2 separate regions of the Homo sapiens genome follow, and region 2 is linked to region 1. The links are chromatin loops, found by intact Hi-C in ENCODE. Cell type or tissue: dorsolateral prefrontal cortex. All regions are shown on one strand.

Region 1 (5,000 bases):
AGACACAGAGTGGAGGGAGGCGGCCCTGGGTCAGCCCTTGTCTCCGAGAGCCCCAGGAATGATAGCCTGCTCTTGATGGCCCATAACAACCATCTTCCCGGACTTCCCTGTGGCACCTATGTGATACAATCACTAATATTCCAGAGGGCTTCCATGGGGCCACACCTGCCATCCCACGGCCTCCAGACTCCCCAGGCCCACTCTGCAGGTGCCTTCTGCCCTGTGCTGGGGCCGGGGGTTAGGATCTAAGGAGGCGGCCCCCCTGCATGGGAAAGAGCCTGGGCTCTGGGCTTATGAAAACCCAAGTTCATGTGAATTTGAGGTCAGCTACTTGCAAGCTCAGTGACCTGGACAAGTCACTTCACTTTTCTGTGCCTGTTTCCTCACATTCAAAATGGGGGTACGATGGCACCTCCCACCTTGCTGGGTCATTCTGAAGAGGAAAAGGAAAGTTGCATGCATGGTGAGTGGGTGACACAGGGCATCTGCCAGGGTCTATGGGAGGCTGGGCGGCTGAAGATAGGAGAGTTTGGCATCTAGTATTGATGGTTCAAATAAGCCAACTGTCTGGTCTGTGCTCACCTGAATCGCACGATCAATCACTCGGGAGGCCATGGACGGGGCGACCATTTTAATCATGGCTATATCCAAGGCTGCAGCCTGTAAGGAGGAGGAGATGCGATCATAAAAGACCCGAGGGCAGCCTGGGTGGCAGAGTGAGGCCCCCCCGTCCCCCATCTCTACTAAAAATACAAAAACTAGCAGGGTGTGGTAGCATGTGCTTGTAGTCCCAGCTACTCAGGAGGCTGAGGTGAGAGGATTGTTTGAGTCTGGGAAGTTGGGGGCTGTGGTAAGCTGAGATTGCAACACTGCACTCAAGCCTGGACAACAGAGTGAGACCCCCTCTCAAAAACAAACAACAGGCCAGGCGCGGTGGTTCAGGCCTGTGATTCCAGCACTTTGGGAGGCCGAGGCGGGCAGATCACCTGAGGTCAGGAGTTTGAGACCAACCTGGCCAACATATAGTGAAACCCAGTCTCTACTAAAAAATACAAAAATTAGCTGGGCGTGATGGTGCACACCTGTAGTCCCAGCTACTTGGGAAACTGAGGCAAGAGAGCTGCTTGAACCCGGGAGGCGGAGGTTGCAGTGAGCCAAGATTGTGCCACTCTACTCCAGCCTGGGCCACCGAGTGAGACTCTGTCTCTCAAAAACAAAACGAAAAACTAAACCACAAAAAAGACCCGAAGGCAGAAAGCCTGGAAGAATGATCAGATTCCCAGCAAGAAGTCAAACACCACCGTCCAAAACAGAGGCCCCAAGGTCTCGCTGATGTGAGCTGGGTGAGGCTGCCCCTGCCTGGTGTACGGCTTGACAGCACCCAGGGATGAAGGGCGCCATGTTGGCAACTATTATCTTATGTCACAAGATGCGAAGCAAGTGCTGGCAGAATGTGGCTGTCTTCCCAGATGACGGGGAACACAGCCAGCACACACTGAAGGGATAAGGGGAGGGTCCTGTGCTTTGCTCAGGGTCACGGCCAGCTCTGCCTCCAAGCAGCAGTGGACCAAGGCCACTCAGGGCTCTGGGAAACCGAGCTACAGTGATCTGCCCTGGGGCAGGGTGTTCAAGGGAGACACCCAGCAGCCTCCACCATATCTAGCACGCCAGCGTCAAAGAACCAGGAACTGTGAGCATGAGCATGGGTTGGTCCCTGATGGTTGAGGGTCTTGGGTGGGGTTGGAGGCTGCCCCACAGAAAGCTGGACAAAGCAAGGTCAACATGGCATTGTGCTTGGTCATCACAGGCACTTAGAAAGAGCCTTAGTTAGCCTGGGCAACATGGTGAGAGCCGGTCTCTACAAAAAATAAAGAATTAGCTGGGCATGGAGGTTTGCGCCTGGAGTCCCAGCTACTTGGGAGGCTGAGGCTTCAGTGAGCCATGATGTACCACTGCATTCTAGCCTGGCTACAGAGCAAGGCCCTGTCTCAAAAAATAAATAAATAAAAGGTTAAAAAGAGCCTTAGTGAATGACTAATGTCACACTTGAAAATAAGCTTCTATTTTTGTTAATTCAATATTCAGATGAAGGCCAGCAGAGGGTCCCTTTTCCCTGCCTTACTCTTAGGTTGCCCAACACCTCCACCAATGGCCCTGGGAGTCCAGGGCCACCCAGGGGCCCTGTGGCCCCATCAGACCCACTGCCTTGGACTAAGCAGCTCACCAGGTCAGTAAAACACAAAGGCCAGTCCTCTCTTCTTGTGCCTTTCCAATTTTTGAAAAACTGCCCAAACAGCTCCAAGTAGAGGTGAAATAAAGTTTCTAATGTCAAGAAGCCAGGCTCTCATGCTTTGCTGAGTGAGGAGGAAGAATCTCTGCCTCTGGGAGGCCCCCTCGTGCCCCTGCCCCTACCTTGTTTCCTGCCAGGTCCATGAGGTGGGCAGCTCTCAGCACCAGCAGCCGTGCCTGCTCAATCTCCACGCGCGACTGCGCGATGTCCGCCAGCACTGTGCCCTGCTCCACCAGGGGCTTCCCAAAAGCCAAGCGGGACTTCACCTGTCGACACAGGAGATGTGCGGCTGAGGACATGCTGGGCTGGGGGTGGCCACGAGAGGCGGGGGCTGGTGGCCTGCAGAGCTGGGTGGAAGCAGACAGGACAGGGCAGGGGAGGAGAGTGAAACCAGGACTGTGCATCTTCTCAGCCAAGGTGCCTGTGTGCAGCCATGCGCCATGTCCAGGGAGTAGGTCTGACACACAACCTTCACGTGTGCCACAGCCAGCCACAGCCCACAGGGTGCCTGTAACAAATTGCTTCCAAGAACCCTTTATTCCAGCCATTGCACATCTGGGCAGGCCTGGCTACCAGACAGGAGCAGTTATAGATCTGAGCCAGCATCTGACCCAAGGCTACTCCTGGGAATGAGGGAGTGACTGCAGGCACTGCACACGGCGCAGGCGAAGGGTGCCCTCTGCTGACCGCAGCACCCCTTCCTGCCCTGCAGCTCCAATGGGAGCAAGGTCCCCTCAGCCCCGTCTCGCTCCCGGCCTTCCGCCGTGGGTGGCCTTATCTGCAAGGGGGATTTTAAATTCTGAAAGTCACAAGGCATCAGAAAAGGTTCTAAGTATTCCTTTTTTTTTCTTGTTTTATTTATTCTTTTTCCTTCTTTTTTTTATTATTTTTTTGGAGACGGGGTCTCACTTTGTTGCGCAGGCTGGAGTGCAGTGGCGTGATCTTGGCTCACTGCAACCTCCGCCTCCCGGGCTCAAGCAATCTTCCTACCTCAGCCACCTGAGTAGCTGGGACCACAGGCAAGAACCACCACATCTAGCTAACTTTCCAATTTTTTGTAGAGACAGGGTCTCACTACATTGCCCAGACTGGTCTCAAACTCTTAGACTCAGGCAATCCTCCTGCCTTGGTCTCCCCAAGTGTTGGGATTACAGGCATGAACCACCACACCCAGCCTAGTTTTTTTTTTTTTTTTTCACTAAAAACAATCTACACAAATAATTTATCTCATGGCAGAAAAACTACCTGTTTTCAGAACAAAAAAAGAGAAGACAGTAAGAGCACCTAGAATCCCACCATCTAGTCACCACTAGTTAATATTTGGTGGATATTCTCCTCTATCCTTCTATAGTTTTTTTATATATACTTATTTTTTCCAAAAACGGGAGCCACACTCTATATATGGTTTTGTAGCCTTTTTGTTTGTTTGAGACAGAGTTTCGCTTTTGTTGCCCAGGCTGGAGTGCAGTGGCGCGATCTCGGCTCACTGCAACCTCTGCCTCCCGGGGTTCAAGTGATTCTCCTGCTTCAGCCTCCCAAGTAGCTGAGATTACAGGTGCCTGCCACCACACCTGGCTAATTTTTGTATTTTTTTAATAGAGATGGGGTGTTTCATAATTTTGGCCTGACTGGTCTTGAACTCCTGACCTCAGGTGATCTGCCTGCCTTGGCCTCTCAAAGTGCTGGGATTACAGGCATGAACCACAGCACCCGGCCAGCCTGCTTAAAACAATAACAACAACAACAACAACAACAACAAAACATTATTTTGCATCAAAGCTAACAGCCTGTTTTTGTTTGTTTTTTTTTTTCCCAGACAGGGTGTTGCTCTGTTACCCAGGCTGCAGTGCAATGGCACACTCACAGGTCGCTGCAGCCTCGACCTCCCAGGCTCAGGAGATCCTCCCACCTCAGCCTCCTGAGTAGCTAGGACTATAAATGTGTGCCACCACACCTGGCTACTTTTTTTTTTTTTTTTTGAGACAGAGTATCGCTCTTGTTGCCCAGGCTGGAGTGCAATGGTGCGATCTCGGCTCACCGCAACCTCCACCTCCCGGGTTCAGGCGATTCTCCTGCCTCAGCCTCCCAAGTAGCTGGGATTACAGGCATGCGCCACCACGTCCAACTAATTTTATATTTTTAGTAGAGACAGGGTTTCTCTATGTTGGTCAGGCTGGACTCGAACTCCCGACCTCAGGTGATCTGCCCACCTCGGCCTCCCAAAGTGCTGGAATTACAGGTATGAGCCACCACACCCAGCCCCACCTGGCTACTATTTTTAATTTTTTAATTTTAATTTTTTTTTTTGAGATGGAGTCTTGCTTTGTCACTCCGGCTAGAGTGCAGTGGTGCAATCTCAGCTCAGTGCAACCTCCGCCTCCTGGATTCAAGTGATCCTCCTGCCTCAGCCTCCCAAGTAGCTGGGATTACAGGCATGTGCCACCATGCCCAGCTAACTTCTGTATTTTTAGTAGAGACGGGGTATCACCATGTTGGCGAGGCTGGTCTTAAACTCCTAACCTGAAGTGATCCGCCCACCTCAGCCTCCCAAAGTGCTGAGATTACAGGCGTTAGCCACCGCGCCCAGCCTTATTTTTTATAGAGATGAGGTTTTGCCGTATTGCCCAGGCTAGTTTCAAATTCCTGGGCTCAAGCAATCTGCCTGCCTCGGCCTCTCAGAGTGCTGGGAGTGTCACCACACCTGGCCACA
Region 2 (5,000 bases), 77 kb before region 1:
CAACAAGAAGAGCTAACTATCCTAAATATATATGCACCCAATACAGGAGCACCCAGATTCATAAAGCAAGTCCTGAGTGACCTACAAAGAGACTTAGACTCCCAAGCAATAATAATGGGAGACTTTAACACCCACTGTCAACATTAGACAGATCAACAAGACAGAAAGTTAACAAGGATACCCAGGAATTGAACTCAGCTCTGCACCAAGCGGACCTAATAGACATCTACAGAACTCTCCACCCCAAATCAACAGAATATACATTTTTTTCAGCACCACGCCACACCTATTCCAAAATTGACCATATAGTTGGAAGTAAAGCTCCCCTCAGCAAATGTAAAAGAACAGAAATTATAACAAACTGTCTCTCAGACCACAGTGCAATCAAACTAGAATTCAGGATTAAGAAACTCACTCAAAACCGCTCAACTACATGGAAACTGAACAACCTGCTCCTGAATGACTACTGAGTACATAACGAAATGAAGGCAGAAATAAAAATGTTCTTTGAAACCAACAAGAACAAAGACACAACATACCAGAATCTCTGGGACACATTCAAAGCAGTGTGTAGAGGGAAATTTATAGCACTAAATGCCCACGAGAGAAAGCAAGAAAGATCCAAAATTGACACCCTAACATCACAATTAAAAGAACTAGAAAAGCAAGAGCAAACACATTCAAAAGCTAGCAGAAGGCAAGAAATAACTAAAATCAGAGCAGAACTGAAGGAAATAGAGACACAAAAACCCTTCAAAAAATTAATGAATCCAGGAGCTGGTTTTTTGAAAGGATCAACAAAATTGATAGACCGCTAGCAAGACTAATAAAGAAAAAAAGAGAGAAGAATCAAATAGACGCAATAAAAAATGATAAAGGGGATATCACCACCGATCCCACAGAAATACAAACTACCATCAGAGAATACTACAAACACCTCTACGCAAATAAACTAGAAAATCTAGAAGAAATGGATACATTCCTCGACACATACACTCTCCCAAGACTAAACCAGGAAGAAGTTGAATCTCTGAATAGACCAATAACAGGAGCTGAAATTGTGGCAATAATCAATAGCTTACCAACCAAAAAGAGTCCAGGACCAGATGGATTCACAGCCGAATTCTACCAGAGGTACAAGGAGGAACTAATACCATTCCTTCTGAAACTATTCCAATCAATAGAAAAAGAGGGAATCCTCCCTAACTCATTTTGTGAGGCCAGCATCATCCTGATACCAAAGCCGGGCAGAGACACAACCAAAAAAGAGAATTTTAGACCAATATCCTTGATGAACATTGATGCAAAAATCCTCAATAAAATACTGGCAAACCAAATCCAGCAGCACATCAAAAAGCTTATCCACCATGATCAAGTGGGCTTCATCCCTGGGATGCAAGGCTGGTTCAATATATGCAAATCAATAAATGTAATCCAGCAGATAAACAGAACTAAAGACAAAAACCACATGATTATCTCAATAGATGCAGAAAAGGCCTTTGACAAAATTCAACAACCCTTCATGCTAAAAACTCTCAATAAATTAGGTATTGATGGGACATATCTCAAAATAATAAGAGCTATCTATGACAAACCCACAGCCAATATCATACTGAATGGGCAAAAACTGGAAGCATTCCCCTTGAAAACTGGCAAAAGACAGGGATGCCCTCTCTCACCACTCCTATTCAACATAGTGTTGGAAGTTCTGGCCAAGGCAATTAGGCAGGAGAAGGAAATAAAGGGTATTCAATTAGGAAAAGAGGAAGTCAAATTGTCCCTGTTTGCAGACGACATGATTGTATATCTAGAAAACCCCATTGTCTCAGCCCAAAATCTCCTTAAGCTGATAAGCAAGTTCAGCAAAGTCTCAAGATACAAAATCAATGTACAAAAATCACAAGCATTGTTATACACCAGTAACAGACAAACAGAGAGCCAAATCATGAGTGAACTCCCATTCACAATTGCTTCAAAGAGAATAAAATACTTAGGAATCCAACTTACAAGGGATGTGAAGGACCTCTTCAAAGAGAACTACAAACCACTGCTCAATGAAATAAAAGAGGATACAAACAAATGGAAGAACATTCCATGCTCATGGATAGGAAGAATCAATATTGTGAAAATGGCCATACTGCCCAAGGTAATTTATAGATTCAATGCCATCCCCATCAAGCTACCAATGACTTTCTTCACAGAATTGGAAAAAACTACTTTAAAATTCATATGGAACCAAAAAAGAGCCCGCATTGCCAAGTCAATCCTAAGCCAAAAGAACAAAGCTGGAGGCATCACGCTACCTGACTTCAAACTATACTACAAGGCTACAGTAACCAAAACAGCATGGTACTGGTACCAAAACAGAGATATAGATCAATGGAACAGGACAAAGCTCTCAGAAATAATGCCACAGATCTACAACTATCTGATCTTTGACAAACCTGAGAAAAACAAGCAATGGGGAAAGGATTTCCTATTTAATAAATGGTGCTGGGAAAACTGGCTAGCCATATGTAGAAAGCTGAAACTGGATCCCTTCCTTACACCTTATACAAAAATTAATTCATGATGGGTTAAAGACTTAAACATTAGACCTAAAACCATAAAAACCCTAGAAGAAAACCTAGGCATTACCATTCAGGACATAGGCATGGGCAAGGACTTCATGTCTAAAACACCAAAAGCAATGGCAACAAAAGCCAAAATTGACAAATGGGATCTAATTAAACTAAAGAGCTTCTGCACAGCAAAAGAAACTACCATCAGAGTGAACAGGCAACCTACAAAATGGGAGAAAATTTTCGCAACCTACTCATCTGACAAAAGACTAATATCCAGAATCTACAATGAACTCAAACAAATTTACAAGAAAAAAACAAACAATCCCATCAAAAAGTGGGCAAAGGATATGAACAGACACTTCTCAAAAGAAGACATTTATGCAGCCAACAGACACATGAAAAAATGCTCATCATCACTGGCCATCAGAGAAATGCAAATCAAAACCACAACGAGATACCATCTCACACCAGTTAAAATGTCAATCATTAAAAAGTCAGGAAACAACAGGTGCTGGAGAGGATGTGGAGAAACAGGAACATGTTTACACTGTTGATGGGACTGTAAACTAGTTCAAGCATTGTGGAAGTCAGTGTGGCGATTCCTCAGGGATCTAGAACTAGAAATACCATTTGACCCAGCCATCCCATTACTGGGTATATACGCAAAGGACTATAAATCATGCTGCTATAAAGACACATGCACAAGTATGTTTATTGTGGCACTATTCACAATAGCAAAGACTTGGAACCAACCCAAATGTCCAACAATGATAGACTGGATTAAGAAAATGTGGCACATATACACCATGGAATACTATGCAGCCATAAAAAATGATGAGTTCATGTCCTTTGTAGGGACATGGATGAAATTGGAAATCATCATTCTCAGTAAACTATCGCAAGGACAAAAAACCAAACACCGCATGTTCTCACTCATAGATGGGAATTGAACAATGAGAACACATGGACACAGGAAGGGGAACATCACACTCTGGGGACTGTTGTGGGGTGGGGGAGGGGGGAGGGATAGCATTAGGAGATATACCTGATGCTAAATGATGAGTTAATGGGTGCAGCACACCAGCATGGCACATGTATACATATGTAACTAACCTGCACATTGTGCACATGTACCCTAAAACTTAAAGTATAATAATAATAATAATAATAAAAAGAAAAAAAGAACAGACAGGATCAATATGTGGGCTACAGGCTGGGTGCGGTGGCTCACGCCTGTAATTCCAGCACTTTGGCAGGCTGAGGCGGGTGGATCACTTGAGGTCAGGAGTTTGAGATCAGCTTGGCCAACATGGAGAAACCCTGACTCCACTAAAAATACAAAAATTAGCCAAGTGTGGTGGCATGCACCTATCATCAAAATAAATAAATAAATAAGCAGATTCTGATTCCTTAGGTGTGGGGTGGGGCCTGAGATTCTGTATTGCTAAGAAGCTGCCGAGTGATGTAAGTGCTGCTGCTCAGTCTAGGACCATACTTTGAGGAGCGGCTGTCAACACCTCCACGGTTCCTGTCACTCAACAGCCCCTACTTAAGGGATAGGCCTTGCTTCATGTGGGTGCCATGTGACCCCATCCCCTGGCCATAGCTGACTGGCCCAGGAATGGCCATCTGACCCAAGCTGGGCCCTTCAGAGGCTCCTGGGAAGTGAGACTGGAACATTATGCCAATTGTGGGTGGCTGTGGACACAGAGAGGTCGTTTTGTCCCAGGCTGAGGCAGTCCTTATCTGCCTCGGGAAATGGAAGCAGTGAGGCTTTGGAGAGGCCAGAAGGAGCAGCCTCCCAGCTCAGAGAGACTCGGCCCTGCCTCCCATTCCTCACTGCACTAACTGTCCCTTGTCCTTCCCAGGTGTACCCCTATTGCCTGATGGTTGTGTCACCGGTGGAGGGTGTCCAGGTTCTTGGTGTCTTGAACAAAAAATTGGACAAAACGCACAAAGCAAGGAAAGAAATGAAGAAAATTATTGAAAATGAAAGTATACTCCACAGTGTGGTAGCAGGCTGAGCATAGGGGCTCAAGGGCCCCATTACAGAATGTTTTGGGGTTTAAATACCCTCTAGAAGTTTCCATCAGTTCCTTGGTATATGTCCTACATAAATGAAGAGGATGAAGTAGAGCTACAAAGTCATTTACTTGGTGTACGCCATATGTAAATAAAGAGGATGAAGTAAAGTTACAAGGTCATTTACTCAGTGTACACCCTATGTAAAAGAAGAGAATGAAGTAAAGTTACAAAGTCATTTACTCGGTGTACGCCCTATGTAAATGGAGAGGATATTTTCTGTCATAGCTGAAGTGTGAATTGGGCTTATGTTCCCTGCCTCCAGACCATATTTTCGTGGCTCAGTTGGAGTGATGTCTCATCCTTCTGAATTCTGCCAAGCTGTCACAGGTTTTTCTCAGGCCATCTTCATTG

What was found. A loop is a pair of places that touch in the nucleus more often than their neighbours do. Peaks named below come from ENCODE experiments on the same cell type or tissue, not always from the same donor. Only the 100,000 strongest peaks of a DNase experiment are listed, where the experiment ranks them.
Region 2: it touches region 1 in a loop (1.0-fold over the local background); 5 of 110 quality-filtered maps call a loop at or near these places.

The regions. Positions count from the first base shown.
Region 1 is chr12:111,751,328-111,756,327 of GRCh38, reverse strand. It overlaps ACAD10 (acyl-CoA dehydrogenase family member 10), which reads right to left. Exons shown (of 21, transcript NM_025247.6): 19 at 2,413-2,556; 20 at 583-660. Among named protein-coding and RNA genes, the nearest start is that of ALDH2, 13 kb to the left of the region's middle. RefSeq lists an enhancer at 1-8. In dorsolateral prefrontal cortex, CTCF peaks have their summits at 2,768 and 2,968 (motif pointing left); DNase peaks (open chromatin) are centred at 1,466 and 2,937; H3K27ac peaks cover 1,202 bases.
Region 2 is chr12:111,827,892-111,832,891 of GRCh38, reverse strand. No RefSeq gene overlaps it. Among named protein-coding and RNA genes, the nearest start is that of MAPKAPK5, 12 kb to the left of the region's middle. In dorsolateral prefrontal cortex, no CTCF peak of the experiment used is centred here; no DNase peak of the experiment used is centred here.